Linked DNA regions of Homo sapiens: region 2 is linked to region 1. Evidence: chromatin contacts called from ENCODE Hi-C or POLR2A ChIA-PET data. All regions are on one chromosome and are shown on one strand. Each heading gives the region's core, a stretch centred on a gene start or an enhancer-like site at or near the end of the contact. The rest is flanking DNA. Distances are from core to core; before and after follow the strand shown.

The links. Hi-C counts contacts between places; a loop is a spot of excess contacts on that map. ChIA-PET counts read pairs that join two places held with the same protein, here RNA polymerase II (POLR2A). Pooled maps may share reads with other maps.
Region 2: a loop to region 1 is called in a map of IMR-90, with 2.0 times the contacts of the local background. The contact joins two enhancer-like sites. A Hi-C loop is called at or near these places in 3 of 168 maps with a recorded cell type or tissue (Caco-2, IMR-90 and mammary epithelial cell) and 2 of 50 pooled maps. POLR2A ChIA-PET finds 5 or more read pairs at or near these places in 1 of 52 experiments (MCF 10A).

Annotation. Positions count from the first base shown.
Region 1 is chr10:106,421,051-106,428,567 of GRCh38, reverse strand. No RefSeq gene overlaps it. Among named protein-coding and RNA genes, the nearest start is that of LINC02624, 280 kb to the right of the region's middle. Within about 2 kb of position 4,372, at least 2 of the 41 ENCODE cell types and tissues checked have a DNase peak (open chromatin) inside an H3K27ac peak, as active enhancers do; they include mammary epithelial cell, where a contact is called at or near this core.
Region 2 is chr10:106,569,048-106,576,564 of GRCh38, reverse strand. LOC105378472 (a long non-coding RNA gene) reads right to left here. Exons shown (of 3, transcript XR_946298.3): 2 at 6,034-6,123; 3 at 5,333-5,397. It overlaps SORCS1 (sortilin related VPS10 domain containing receptor 1), which reads left to right. Exons shown (of 26, transcript NM_052918.5): 26 at 1-2,902. Among named protein-coding and RNA genes, the nearest start is that of LINC02624, 430 kb to the right of the region's middle. Within about 2 kb of position 4,849, at least 2 of the 41 ENCODE cell types and tissues checked have a DNase peak (open chromatin) inside an H3K27ac peak, as active enhancers do; they include mammary epithelial cell, where a contact is called at or near this core.

The sequences.
Region 1 (7,517 bases), core at 3,123-5,622:
ATTCTTACATTTTTAATGGTTGTGTATTATTCCATTTATATTCCTATGATTTAAAGAATCACAGCTATCAGATATATAGATGACCCACACTAATCCCAATCATTAGCAACCATTAGTAACAAATTATGGCCATAAATTAGCTTCAATATATATTTGCATATTTGAACATTTACCTTGAGAAATTTATAGAATTGAAATTGATGGATTCAATGTCTTTTATTAGACCCTTGATATGTATAACTAAATTTCTAGTATGTTCCTAGAAAATAGCATAGCAATTTATATTTTAAGCAATAGGTTGTGAATACTGATTTCCCTTTTAAACAATACTGGGTGTTCCCACTTTTTTCAGTCTTTGCCAATCTTTTGTTTTGCTTTTTTAAACAATAAGTCTTTGAAAACTAGAGCACTTCTAATTATTTTTATCCGTTGCTTTTTTTAGATGTATTTTTCTTTTTCCCCCAGTATTTTTCTATTCATTTTCCTGTAGCATTTGGGGTTATTTTTGCCTATTAATTTGCAAAACATTTTATATATTTAGGATATTTATCCTTTTTGTTTTATACATATAGTTTTTTTGGCCTTTAAGGTTGTATGTTAGTTTTGTATTCTTCAGAGAAACAGAACCAACAGGATGTATATATCGAAAGAGGTTTATTTTAAGGAATTAGCTTACATGATTAAGGAGACTGGCAATTCCAAAATCTGTAGAGAGGACTGGCAGGATAGAGATGATGTTGCAGTACAAGCGTGAAGAATATCAGCTGGCAGAGTTGCCTCTTGCTAGCAGGGAGGTCAGTCTTTTGTTGTATTCAGTCCCTTGTTGATTGGATGAAACCCACCCACATCATAGATGGCAATCTGCTTTATTAAAATTTCACTAATTTAAAGTTAATCTCATTCAAAAATAACCTCACACAAATATTCAATACATTGTTTGACCACATGTCTGGGTACCATGGCCCATGCAAGTTGACACATAACATTAACCAACATGAGTTGCTATATTGTTCTGGAGACTTCTGTTATGTTTGGACCCTATCTGTCATGACCCTTCCTGGAAGAAAAATTTTATAAATGATGCTGTCATAATTAACATTCAAATTTTAATCTCTGCATAATTTACTGAGGTATACAGTGTGAAGTTTAAATACAATTAGGTGTGTTTGTGTGTGTGTGTGTATAGATATACACACTATATATATAGAGAGAGCTATATATATAGTGTGTATATATAGATATATTTCTATATTTTGCTACATATAGATATTGCTATCTCTCTATATATATATACACACACACACTATATTTAGTGTATATAGTAAAATAAATTTAGAGAATCATAGCTATCAGGTCTATAGACTTCCCACACTAATCACAATCATTAGCAATCATTAGCAACCAATCATGGCAGTAAATTAGCTTCAATATATATTTGTGTATTTAAAAATTTACTTTGAGAAATTCATAGAATTGAAATTGATGGATCAATGGCAATCTGAAGAATTGATGACAATTCTTCACACTTCAACTGATGGATCAATTTCAATTCTTCACACTTCAATTGATGGATCAATTTCAATTCAATGATATGACACAAAGGCTGTTAAAAGAGAGAAAGAGAAAGAAAGTTAGGCAATTTATCTTGCGTCATGTGATGAATAGAACCCACCCAAAGATGTCTAGGCCCTAATCTCCTGAACTTGTGAATATGTTGCCTTATATGGCGAAAGGAATTTTGCAGATGTGATTAAGCTAAGGATCTTGAGATGGGACATTATTCTAAATTATTTGGCTTTGCTCAGTGGAATCATGGGTCTTTGTAACAGGGAGACAAGAGGGGCAAAGTCAGAGAAGGTTGTATTGTAACAGAAGCAGAAGTTGGAGTCATGTGCTTTGAAAGTGGTAAAGGAGCTATGAGCCAAGGAATGCCACCAAGTTCTAAAAGCTGTGAAAGGCAAGGAAATGGAAACCTAGCATCTCCAAAATGGACACTGCCCTATGGACACTTGAGTTTAGCTTATTGAGACTAATTGTGGATCTCTAACCTGTAGAACTGTAAGAGAATAAATTTATGTTGTTTTAAGCCATAAGGTTTTTTTTTATAATTTGTTATAGAAGCACTAGGAAGCTAATATATACCATTTATTGAACAATTATCATTTTCTTCACCGATCCAATATTCAGCATTTATCATAGCTGTTCCAGGAATAATATTTAGCAAACAACAAATTGATGTATTTTGATCTTAAATCATGTTTCCTTGTAGCTTTCCGTCTCCGAGGCCTACCTCCCAAGTTTTTTGCCTCAAATAAGGAAAAGTAGCTACTTGACTTCTTTAGCAAGACAATCAGTTTGGTAACCAGAGAGACTTCTCCAAAGTTCTTTTGCCTGTTACATCCAGACAAAGTCTCGCTGCTAAATACTAGAATGACATGACACAAAGGCTGTTAAAATAAGCCAACCCTTTTTAACCCAGTGTGGATTAAAAGGATGGAAGAGAGGAAAAAGCCGTGGGAATGTGGTCTCCCACATATACCCTTAGCTACCTCTCTAAGAATGAGTGGCTTTCCCTCACATTCTGGGAGAAACTTTTCCGCCTAGACCCCTACCTTACAATGTGAGGCCCAAGCAGAGTTAAATGGGAAATGTGTCTCATAGTGAGAAGAGAAAGAATTTAATAGTTTGCCCTCACCATCCTTCCTAGGGAAGCCTCTGTATATTTGAACACAAAGTTGAGAATCAGTAGATCCGCAACAATGCTCATCAGTGTAGTAGTGACAACCTAGCCTGAGGCTAGAAAGAGAATATGGCCAGCTCCAGAAGGTCTTTTTTATTGTTAATTAAAACAATATGTATTATCTTTAATTAACAAATAATAATTATATGTTTATGAGATATTATGTGATCTTTTGATGCTAGCTAGATTCAGCAGAGAGAAGGCTGCTTGAGTAGGTAGGATCTATGAGGTTAGAAAGAGCCCACTGAATATGTTCAAGAGCTGAAATTTAAAAAAGAAAAAAGACCACACATTCATCAGCTACCACCTGGACCAAGCTGCCATATTTCTCATGTGGGTCACTTCAGCAGACTCTTGTTTCCCTGTTTTTACCTTTTGTCCCGGTGCAGTCCATCCTGCATACAGCATCAAATATTCGTTAACCCTCTGCTCAAAACTCTCCAATGGTTTTCCACTTAGAGTAAAAACCAAAGTCCAATTTGATGTAACTGCTATCATCTTTCCAACCTCAATTCCTACCACTAGCCCTGTCAATCATTCTTCTTCAGCTACCCTGGCCTCCTCTGTTGTTCCTTTAACATGCTAAGCACCTGCTCACCTCATGGGCTTTGAGCTTTTCTTTTCCTTTCTTGGAATGCTCTTCTGCCAGGCATATATATGACTCATTTTTTTCCAATCTCTGCTCAAACATTACCTTATTAGACAGTTATTTCCCCACTGCTTTATATAAAAAAGCACCCATGTGACGCCTTACTCTCCATATTCTTTTTCCTGCTTAATTTTTCTTCTTCTCTTTTATCATCACCTGCAATATGATACAATTATTTCATTATTTCTGTCTTTTCCCACTAACATATGAGGAGAACCATGCCTGGGCCATGGCAAAGACACAACATATATCTGTTTATTTTAATGAATTAATCACCCATAACCAACAGAACTGTAGTAGAGTGGTGAGGATATGTCTATTATTTAATATTGAGGAATGAAGTATAGTCATTTGGGATACCTCTATTTTTTTAACTCATTTTTTTCTTATCAACTTTAAATGAGGGTGGGCTACATCTGCACACTTCCAAATTATGGCCTTGGACTCAAGATTTTATAAATATTTCTGCAATTAAGGATAAGAAATAATGAATTATAAAATTTGACTTTAACCTCAGAAGCTTCTGGTAAAATTTAGATAAGAGGTCATAGAGAAAATAGTTCTGTTGCTTTCATAGAGCAGGAATATTCATGCCATCTTATTCTTAAAAATCTTCCAGAGTTTCTTTTTTTAAAAAGTAATGCATGGCTGAACTCTTCTTCTCACATTGTCCTTTTTTTTTTTTGCCTCCAGTAAAATTAAGCACTGTATGAATGAAAATAGATAGAGATAGTAAAGTACATCTTTTCCAAGAATATAACATAAGCCTGTGAACATTTCTTAGGTCATAGTCATATCCTACCCTCCACCCTCAAACATATGCTGACATGTCACAAGAAATGATTAGCTATTTTTTGGTATATTGGAAAAGTCATTATGATTCAGTGATGTAAGTACATCACTATGTACTTACTTATGTAAGTACTTACGTAAGTGCTTACTTACGTAAGTGCTTACTTATGTAAGTACTATGAGGGAAGAGGTTGTTACCAACACATGATAATACCATGAGTCCTCTGAATCCCAATCCATTGTATTGACTCAGAGGATCTTCAAACAAGTAATTTCTAAAAATTATGACTCAACTCTATTAGAATTTAATGGGGACATAGATATAAAGATCAAGTTTTAAGAGAAATATCATATACGACTGTAAGGCAAAGTTACTTAATCTGTTTCTATCTTTGCCCATGAAAATCTCAAAACAGCATAGTTTCTCAAAAGCAGATCAAACTTGAGCCTGAGAAACGTAGACCGGAAGGCTCGGCATGAAATTTTTTATTTTTGTCTAGTTTGAGCTAGAGAACATGTGTGCTAGGATGGAAAGAGTCCTGCTCTAAGAATAAGAGAACCATAGATTCCATCCAATTGGATCACTAACTGTATGACTTCAAATGCCTGTGGGCTTCAGTTTCTTCATAAGCAAAACAGTGGGGTTGCATAAATGACATTAGGGGCCCATTTCTGACTCTAGCTTATCATAAGACTAATAAAATTACCAACAAATCTATCTTCTGATGAAATTTAAAAAATAATTTTGATGTTTGCATATGCTAATTTTAATTGGGGGAAGCTGAAGAAGAAACTGAATCCATTTGGGATTACTATCTGACCTGTAGTAACAAGGAGATAATTTGGCAATTTGACAAGTGAACATAATGAACATTTTAGAAAACTCCTTCTGGTCCAACCATATATGAACTCCAAAGCCCACATTAAATCCTCTCCTTTGTGAGGAACTTTTCCAGATTAAAAATGTAAGAATTCCTCATGACTCCAAAGCTTCAACCAATTGGATCCAAGCTTTCAAAATACACTCTCCAAATACAAAAACAAATGACCTAAAACAGTACATTAAAATACTTTGCCAATATTTTCTCTTCTTTTTTTCCTACTGAAATAGTAAATATCTGAACGAAGAGACTATTTCTCTTTTTTTTTTCTTTTAAATTTCATCAAGTGACTAGTTTTGAGCTCATGTTCATGGTTTGGGTATTGAACATTTCATCATTTTATTATGTGAATAATGTATCCTATAAAATCAGGTTCTGTTTTTATTCTTATAACATCAGATTCCTGCTGTTCCATGAATTAATATTAACTGTGTTTCTGAGAATATGATGATAAAATGAAAGAATAATGATCATTGACTGATGAGTTTATTGGAGGTGGTTTGTTTCGCTTAGTTTTAGATTGTCAGCATCTACTCTGCTAAAGGCATTGGATTTCTATTTGTAATACATTAGACTTATCTTTAAAACAAATGAACACTGGAGACTACCAATGCCATAGATGAGCTCCTGCATGCTAATCTTTACACCACATTTTGCCTACAATTTATTCCTTCTCTGACACATTTAAACAACTTTCTCAACTCCAGATGATTTGGTTCATGACTTTCTTGAGATATAAATGTGTTGGCCTTAACATATGATGTATCCCTGCAACCAAGGAGACAAAAATGTTCTGTAATGTTCCATATCTAATTCCAGGAAAAAGCCTTTTCGGTTGTCTAGAATGTTATATAGTCTTAATAGAATTCAGTGAAGATTATTTTATTCTTATACAATATTGCTTCAGAACAAGAACAAATGGTACATCTGTGTATAAAAGTTAATTTTTCAAAGGCACGCTTCATTCTAACATCAAATTTAAAATGCCCTTTGAAGAACCTTTTGAATCTGAGAAAACAACAAATCAAAGATTGTATATCTAGAAAACCCCATCGTCTCAGCCCAAAATCTCCTTAAGCTGATAGGCAACTTCAGCAAAGTCTCAGGATACAAAATCAATGTGCAAAAATCACAAGCATTCTTATACACCAATAACAGACAAACAGAGAACCAAATCATGAGTGAACTCCCATTCACAATTGCTTCAAAGAGAATAAAATACCGAGGAATCCAACTTACAAGGGATGTGAAGGACCTCTTCAAGGAGAACTACAAACCACTGCTCAATGAAATTTTATTGAGGGTACAAACAAATGGAAGAACATTCCATGCTCATGAGTAGGAAGAATCAATATCATGAAAATAGCCATACTGCCCAACGTAATTTATAGATTCAATGCCATCCCCATCAAGCTACCAATGACTTTCTTCACAGAATTGGAAAAAACTACTTTAAAGTTCATATGGAACCAAAAAAGAGCCCGCATCGCCAAGTCAATCCTAAGCCAAAAGAGCAAAGCTGGAGGCATCATGCTACCTGACTTCAAACTATACTACAAGCTACAGTAACCAAAACAGCACGGTACTGGTACCAAAACAGAGATATAGACAAATGGAACAGAACAGAGCCCTCAGAAATAATGCTGCATATCTATAACCATCTGATCTTTGACAAACCTGACAAAAACAAGAAATGGGGAAAGGATTCCCTATTTAATAAATGCTGCTGGGAAAACTGGCTAGCCATATGTAGAAAGCTGAAACTGGATCCCTTCCTTACACCTTATACAAAAATTAATTCAACATGGATTAAAGACTTAAATGTTAGACCAGAAACCATCAAAACCCTAGAAGAAAACCTAGGCAATACCATTCAGGACATAGGCATAGGCAAGGACTTCATGTCTAAAACACCAAAAGCAATGGCAACAAAAGCCAAAATTGACAAATGGGATCTAATTAAACTAAAGAGCTTCTGCACAGCAAAAGAAACTACCATCAGAGTGAACAGGCAACCTACAGAATGGGAGAAATTTTTTGCAGTCTACTCATCTGACAAAGGGCTAATATCCAGAACTCCAAAAAATTTACAAGAAAAAAACAAACAATCCCATCAACAAGTGGGCGAAGGATATGAACAGACACTTCTCAAAAGAAGACCTTTATGCAGCCAAAAGACACAAGAAAAAATGCTCATCATCACTGGCCATGAGAGAAATGCAAATCAAAACCACAATGAGATACCGTGTCTCACACCAGTTAGAATGGCGATCATTAAAAAGTCAGGAAACAACAGGTGCTGGAGAGGATGTGGAGAGATAGGAACACTTTTACACTGTTGGTGGGACTGTAAACTAGTTCAATCATTGTGGAAGTCGGTGTGGCGATCCCTCAGGTATCTAGAACTAGAAATACCATTTGACCTAGCAATCCCATTACTAGGTATATACCCAAA
Region 2 (7,517 bases), core at 3,600-6,099, 150 kb before region 1:
CACCTCTTTCCACCATGATTGCCTCCCCTTGCAGCTTTCCCTACTCCTGCCCCAACTGCAGTAGGAAATGGAATCCCATTAGTTACCCATTGTCCTGTCTTCACATTTGTTTGTCATCCATGTGTGACCATGATCTGTTGATATCTTTGAATCTCTTCCCTCCAAACCCCAAGTAAGTTGTCCTTCAACTGTTCTCAGTTTTTCTTCCCAAACATATTGCTAGATTCTGGACATTAACCCTGACGTTTCCTAAATACTGGCCTGGCCTGTGCCGCCCCTGCCCCCACTACTCACAAGTTTCTGAGCCCTTTGTCAGTTTTGTACATTCCCAAGCATGCCAGCTTCTGTGCCCATGGACCTTGCTGCATCCTGCACAGCAGGGTTCAGTTTCATGTATCTTTGTCTTTTCCTCTAGAACCTGCCTTTTTCAAATATCCCTGCCTTTTCCCACCTGGAAACATATACTGTATGCGAAAGAGTTGATATATGCAAAGTAATTCAAACCTGGCCATGTACTTTGGAAAAGAAAGCATAGAGATGAATTGTGGTGTTCTCACACCTTAACGAAAATCTCGTGCGATCTGATTCCAGAAGATTCTTGTGAGAAATGTTTTGAATGTGTGACAATTTCGCAGGGCAATTTCCTCCTGTGACGGTTGCTGTTACCTGGTATTTCCACTCTCACAGTAGAATAGAAATGTTTGTGAAATAAAACTGATTTTAACTGGAAGGAGAAACAGGTTAATGGACTTTGTGTTTAAGAGTGTCAAACAGTCTGAGAGAATAAATGGGGGTCTTGTCTTACATTAGGGTGAGAGTTTGATTATTTAGGATGATCCCAGTGATTTCATGTGTGCTCTCTGACCTCTGAGTATCATAGTATCATTAAAGTAAAGATTTAAGTCTGTATAAAGGAGGAGAGTTACTGATTGGCAAAAAAGATTGGCACAAAGCATGAAGAAACCCCATTTTTCCCAGGGTAATCATGAAAGAAGGCTCAGAGAAAGAGGGAAACAAAAGCCTGTTCAGCAGAGGCCCCTTTAGTATTATGGACTGGGCAAAGCCCACTATAAACTATAGGAGAAAGAAGTTCTGATAAACCTCTTAGTATGCTCAGCCTCCTTCTTTGCTATGTCCCTAAGCCAACAGGGTATAACACAGGCCCTGGTGATAATGAGGGTGTCCTAAAGATCCTGATGTCCATGACTTCATGTAGTTCAGGCACAGAAAGAATAGCAAAGCTGCTGTCAGAAGTTTGTCAGGCAGAGATGTTTATGGTTGAGGATACCCCATATGAATCTGGGAAATGGGCTAGGCCTGAGGCAGTCACCTATTTGTAGAACTCAATTGATCCCCAACCTGCCAGGCTTCCTATCTCATAGGAAACATCCTCATTGATCCTCTTCAGTTGGAGTCTCCCAAATTTAATGTGGAAGACAAAGTGTTGGAAAATCAAAAGAGGCTCACTCAAACCAGCACAGGGAGTCCTCAGAGTTGCAGTTCAATTCATTTTAATTAGAAAAGTATGAAAGAGGTATAACACTCTTATTCTAGCACAGTGCCTTGCCTAGAGTAGTAGTATGAAAACTATTTGTTGAAGAAATAAATGAATGGAAAGACATAGGGAAGAATGGGCTGTAAATCCTAATTAAAAATAGAGGTCGACATGAGATACCTGGCATTTTGGGAAGTGACCAAAGATGGCCAGCTAGAGATTCAGCATCTCCAGGATCCTCATGTGCCTCTCCTCAAAGCTCCCTCCCATCTGTAGGAGATTAGTGAGGCAAGGTGCTGCTCAGAGAGGAGGACCTCATTGTTCTTAGGACCTTGGCCAGTTGTTCTCAAAGTGTGGTACCTGGATCAGCAGTATCACTATCACTTGGGCTAGTTAGAGATCCAGATTCTGGATCCATACCCCATACCTACTGAATTAGAAACTCTAGGGGATGAATAGTGGTGTTCTCTGTTGCTAAGTGACAGTGGGCCCAGCCACCTATTTTAACAAGCCCTCCCAGTGATTGTGATACATACTAAAGTTTGAGAACCATTGTACTAGGCCATTCCAGCTGAATCTCAAACAGAAGGCAGTAATGAGAGCCTACAAATGGGAGGGACCTAAGTGCCTACCTACTCGCTAATCGCAGGTGCAAACACACAAGGAGTTTGGTGGGCTTAAGGTCAGAGGAGTGTGTAGGGAGGGATGTATGTGGAAGGTAAGATTCAGGGCAAGCTAAAAATCCGATACTGCAACGTTTTCCAAAATCCCAGAAGGCAAACTGTGCATGTTCTACCCTGAACCACCCAAGCAACACTTTCTACCTTGCCTTATTTTTAATTGGATTCACTGTCCAAAATGCAGAGGTTTGCTTTGCTTTTTTTTCAGAAGTTCCAAACAGCAACTTTGAGAGCAGTGGGGTGCTTGGCAGCTGTTCTGTGTTTTCCAGGAATCCAACTGAGCATTGAAATCTCTCATTTGCCGACTTATTTTTATAGGAAGCCAATTAAAAAAAAAAAAAGTTTTCTTATAGTATTGGAACTACTTCTAATTTTAAAATGACTTTTTTGATGTATTTTTTGTTAAATACTATGTAGTGTAATGTATAATTGCTCTTGTTTATTGCTTTTACAATCATATTTATTAAACAGATAATGTCTCTAAAGTCTTTGCCTCAGGTATTTTTTTTTTTAATCCTAAACCCTTGGTGTTCATTCTAAATATAGAAGTGTTGCATGTATAGGATTTCATAAAGGCTAATTGCATAAGAAAGAGTAAACACCACAGGCTTGAGGTTTTTGGCTGTTTTTTACTAACAAGGCAGAATGTATGTACTACCTGAATTCTACCTGCATTTCAATTAACTATACAATGTCTGTTTATTAAATTACTTTGATTTAAAAATTAGTCCAAACTGGTTATTTTGGAACGTACATGAGTACGTGTTCGTTATTATTAGTTCAGAATTCGAAATTATTGATGGGGAACAAACCCATTCAAATTTGTTCATAACCTTGTGGTTACCAAAGGACCGAACCTGCATGGAATGAACTGAAACATGGGGAGTGGTAAAAAACAGCAGATGAGTAAAAACAGCTGTGGACCTGGAATCAGGAAAGAGGAGTTCGCCTCTGGCTATGCCAGCTGTGTGACCTTGAGCAAATCATTTTAACATATAAGAGCTTTAGTGCTCTTGTTCATATAATTTGAAAGAAGATCCCTTCCAGCTCTGCCTTTCCAAATACTATGGGTGAGTCATTCCCCAAGAGTCCCAAATATTTGATTTAAAGTTAGCAGAAAATAACGTGGTAGACTGGATCCATCTTTTCAGCCCTGTGGCTTGCCTACGTAAGTGGCATTTCTCCCTGGGCATCATTTGGTGCTGATATTTGGCTGAAACATTTGTACAGGCATAAAACCCTCCCTAGCCTTCCCGAAGGCCTCCGAGACACAGAGTGGTGTTGCTTCAGCTCAATCTCAGCATGTGTGAAACTTCCTGTTACTTTAGGTGGCCCTTAACCTTTCCATTCCCACAGACTAAATTCCTGAATCTTTATTCCTTTCCAGGCCAGAGCCCATGCACCTCCTTCCTATCAGGAGCAATGTATCACCTGTGTCAGGCAAACAAACAGACAGCATCCCTATACACGTCAAACAGAGGGGAGTTAATACAGAAAATGTGTTGCTGGGTTAATGGAAGCACAAAAATACCAAATAGGAGCAGGTGAGGCAACTCTAAGATCAGCCTCAGTTGGAAGCCTCTCACTTCCCTGTGCTGGAGAGATCTGGGTATTACCAGAGCCCTGGAGTCAGGACCACCAGGTTGAAACTGAAGTCATGGAGGACTTGTCTGGCAGGAGCTGGAGCCATGGAGGAGACGTGACTGCTACCTGTCCTGTGATGCTGCCCAAGCAGAGGGGTAGGGAGAAGTAGCTCGCTTTTTCCCTTGCTCTGGTCTTCTCTGCTGTTGCCGATCCTTTTAACTGCACAAACCCAGCCACAAGCCAGTGGGCCGTGGAGCCTGGGAAATGTTGTTTTCTGGAATACAAAGTGAACCGCGAGGGAGTGGGAAATGGATTTGAGAGAACACAGGCAGGTGACTGGCACAGCACCCCTTTCATGGCCAGCCCATATCATAACCAATATATCTCCCCCAACCCAAATGCACCAGGTACTGTAGCTCACACCTGTAATCCCAGAGCTACGGGAGGCCAAGGTGAGGGGTTGGTTGGGGGAGATTGCTTGAGCCCAGGAGTTCCAGCCTGCAGTGAGCGATGATCATGCCACTGCACTCCAGCCTGGACAGCAGAGCAGGACCTTGTGTCTAAAAAATAATAATATGTAATCCCAGCACTTTGGGAGGCTGAGGCAGGTAGATCACATGAGGCTAGGAGTTTGAGACCAGACTGGCCAACATGGTGAAACCCTGTCTCTACTAAAAATACAAAAATTAGCTGGGTGTGGTGGTGCATGCCTGTAATCCCAGCTACTCTGGAAGCTGAGGCACAAGAATCACTTGAACCCGAGAGGCAGAGGTTGCAGTGAGCTGGGATTGCGCCACTGCACGCCAGCCTGGGCGACAGAGTGAGACTGTCTCAAAACAATAAATAATACGTAGTAGGTGCTCCTTTCTCTGTGACTATGTTCACGTATTTTTCTTTAAACATCACATATTTAGAACTTGGCTGTATGTTTATTTGTGGCACTTACGCCTTGCTCACCAAATTCTACACTCGTTTACAGAAGGATCTTTATTTTATTCATTTTATTATTTCAGCATTTAGGACTGGGCATTGCCATTAGGGGGCACTAGATAAATGTTTGCTGGAACTCAGCCCTTGATTTTCAGCTTAGTGTTGTGAGCAAGTCCATTTTATTCAGTGATGATCTCTGAGGTGGCTTCACAGTCCGATTCCTCTACCCCAGCTAGCACCTCTAATTACATGTTCAGTTGGTGTTTGTCAAGAATCAACATATCCCTGCCCATCTCTGTTACCACTCAAGCTGCTGTATTCCCAGAGCTATTCTTAGACATTAAGTGAAATAATTGCAGTTTAAGAAGAAGAAAAAAAAATGGCTAGAAACTAGCATAAAAAACAAAGGTCTAAGTTTGATTTCTGGATTACTATTAAAATGTGTTTTCCTATTCCCCAAGGAGTTAACAATACTGTGAAAATGCATGTTAGTCAGAGGCTTGTATAGTAGGGAAGTCCAAAATAATTCCAGATGGACAAATACAAGGAAATGGCTGTTATAAAGTTTTTGTGCTAAACACATGGAAAGAGACCCGTGTTTTACAGCATAGAGATATTTATTGATCAGTGTGTGGTGGACACTGTTTTAGGCAGTGAGAATCTTCTGTGAACAAGGCAGAAAACATGTCTGGCTTTATGAAGTAATACCTGAGTAGGAACAATGAACAAATAATATAATTTAATGTAACATATGCAATGCCATCAAACATATAAGATAATTTCAATATATCAAAATGTAAAAATAACATGATAGGTGACGGGGCGGCCAGAGTGACTAGGGGTGGGGGCGGGAGATGGGGAGAGTTGGTCCTCGGAAACAAAAATGTCTAGATGCTGAACAAAAACCTCTTCAGGATCTGAAGGCTAAAAAGGAGACAGCCATTTAGACACCTGCATGGTCCCAGTATGTTCAAAAGCCACCTTAGAACAACTGTGCCCAGAAAACAAACAATTTTGAACCTAAACAACAGTTAGAAATGTTTCTGAGTTTAAGGGAAAATAGCTCTTCCATTGCACATAAGCAGGGTCTTTCCCAGAGATCATCTGTACACTCAGTTGCACTATTATGTAACATGTGTTTCCAAAATCATCCCTCTATGCCAAATGGTATAATAAAGCCCATAAAGCTTAGGAAAAAAGATGGGGCTGGGGCACAACACACAAAAACTTTGTCATATCTCAGTGTAATGTGTCTCCGGGCACATTTTTAAAAAGGTACAAACCGAATAAAAATGGTAGCATAGTTTTACACACACTGAATAGTTAAATACACAAAACACTTACCTTGAAAAAGACTTGAAGTTTGCTTATGAGAGTGGGCGTTGGAATGCCTACAGCATGTGAGTTATTGTGAAGTGGTAGAAGGGAAGTTACCTGAAATCAGACAGAAATTTGCAATACCAAATACAGATAATGTGGCTGTAACACACAAGGCAAGTGGACGCAGCCGGCAGATGTTTGAGGGGTGTGTGTGTGTGTTCTGTGTACTTTTACACAGCTGATTTCAGCTGGATGCAGTTTTCTGCATTCATCTAGTTTTTCTCATTGACAAAATCATGCATAAGCAAATACAGCATTTGAATTATCCTCAAATTCTTCCTTAATATATCAATTACATTAGAACAAATTTATGTTTTCAAAACTGCTTGATAGCAGAACTGACTATAATTTAGGTGGCAGTTTAAAAGTACTGGTAGAGGGAAGAAACCCTACTTGACAGCAGAGGAAAAAGATAAGGAAATAGTGCTAATCCTCATTAAAATTGTCACCTCAGCCTGAGACCTTTCAGTGTAGGGACCAGCAGCCCTATTCACTTACACAGACCTTAGAACATCATCCAATTTCCACCTACCCCAGCAACAAATATTTAGAAACAGGCTTTGACCCAAACAATGTTAAGTTGTGGTTAGAACCCCTTGTTAAAGAAAAACATGGCTGGCCGGGCACAGTGAATGACACCTGTAATCCTAGAACTTTGGGAGGTCGAGGAGTTTGAGACCAGCCTGGGCAACATGGGGAAACCCCTTCTCTAATAAAAATACAAAAATTAGCTGGGTGTGGTGATGCACACCTGTAATCCCAGCTATTCAGGAGGCTGAGGCATGAGAATCGTTTGAGCCTGGCGGGTGGAGGTTGCAGTGACCCAAGATTGCACCACTGCCCTCCAGCCTGGGCAACAGAGCAAGACTGTCTCCAAAAACAAACCAACAAAAAAACATGGTGTGAAAAAGACATTTATGAAGTATTTGAAGGAAAGTAAAACAGCTGAAGATTTGAAATGTTTAAAAATAAATTCAAGGCCGCTAGATAATCATAAAACACTTTATAAACAATACTAAGTAAAATATTTCAATATATGCATTTCTATTTTCATAACATCTTTCTCTTTATGTGAATATTAATAACAGCTTGTAGATGCAGAAAAAGGATTCAGTAAGCACTATGTATAAACTAGTTAACAAACAATCAATATATATGCATATAATAAAATATAATTTCGTTAAAACTCTTTTCTAAAGAAGGACATGAGAAATGTTTCACATGATGTTAAGAGAAAGCAGAATTTAAGACTTTCATAGTATAATTTGTACAGAAAATAAGGACAGAACGAGATGAAAAATACTAACACAGGTTATTTCTAACTTGTAAAACTATGGGTGTTTTAATTCCCTTGATCTTTGTTTATATATCTTCTAAGATATTCTAATATTTGCTAATTAAGTTAGTTATGTAATTATTGTAAATAATATATAAAAGTTATAGGAAAA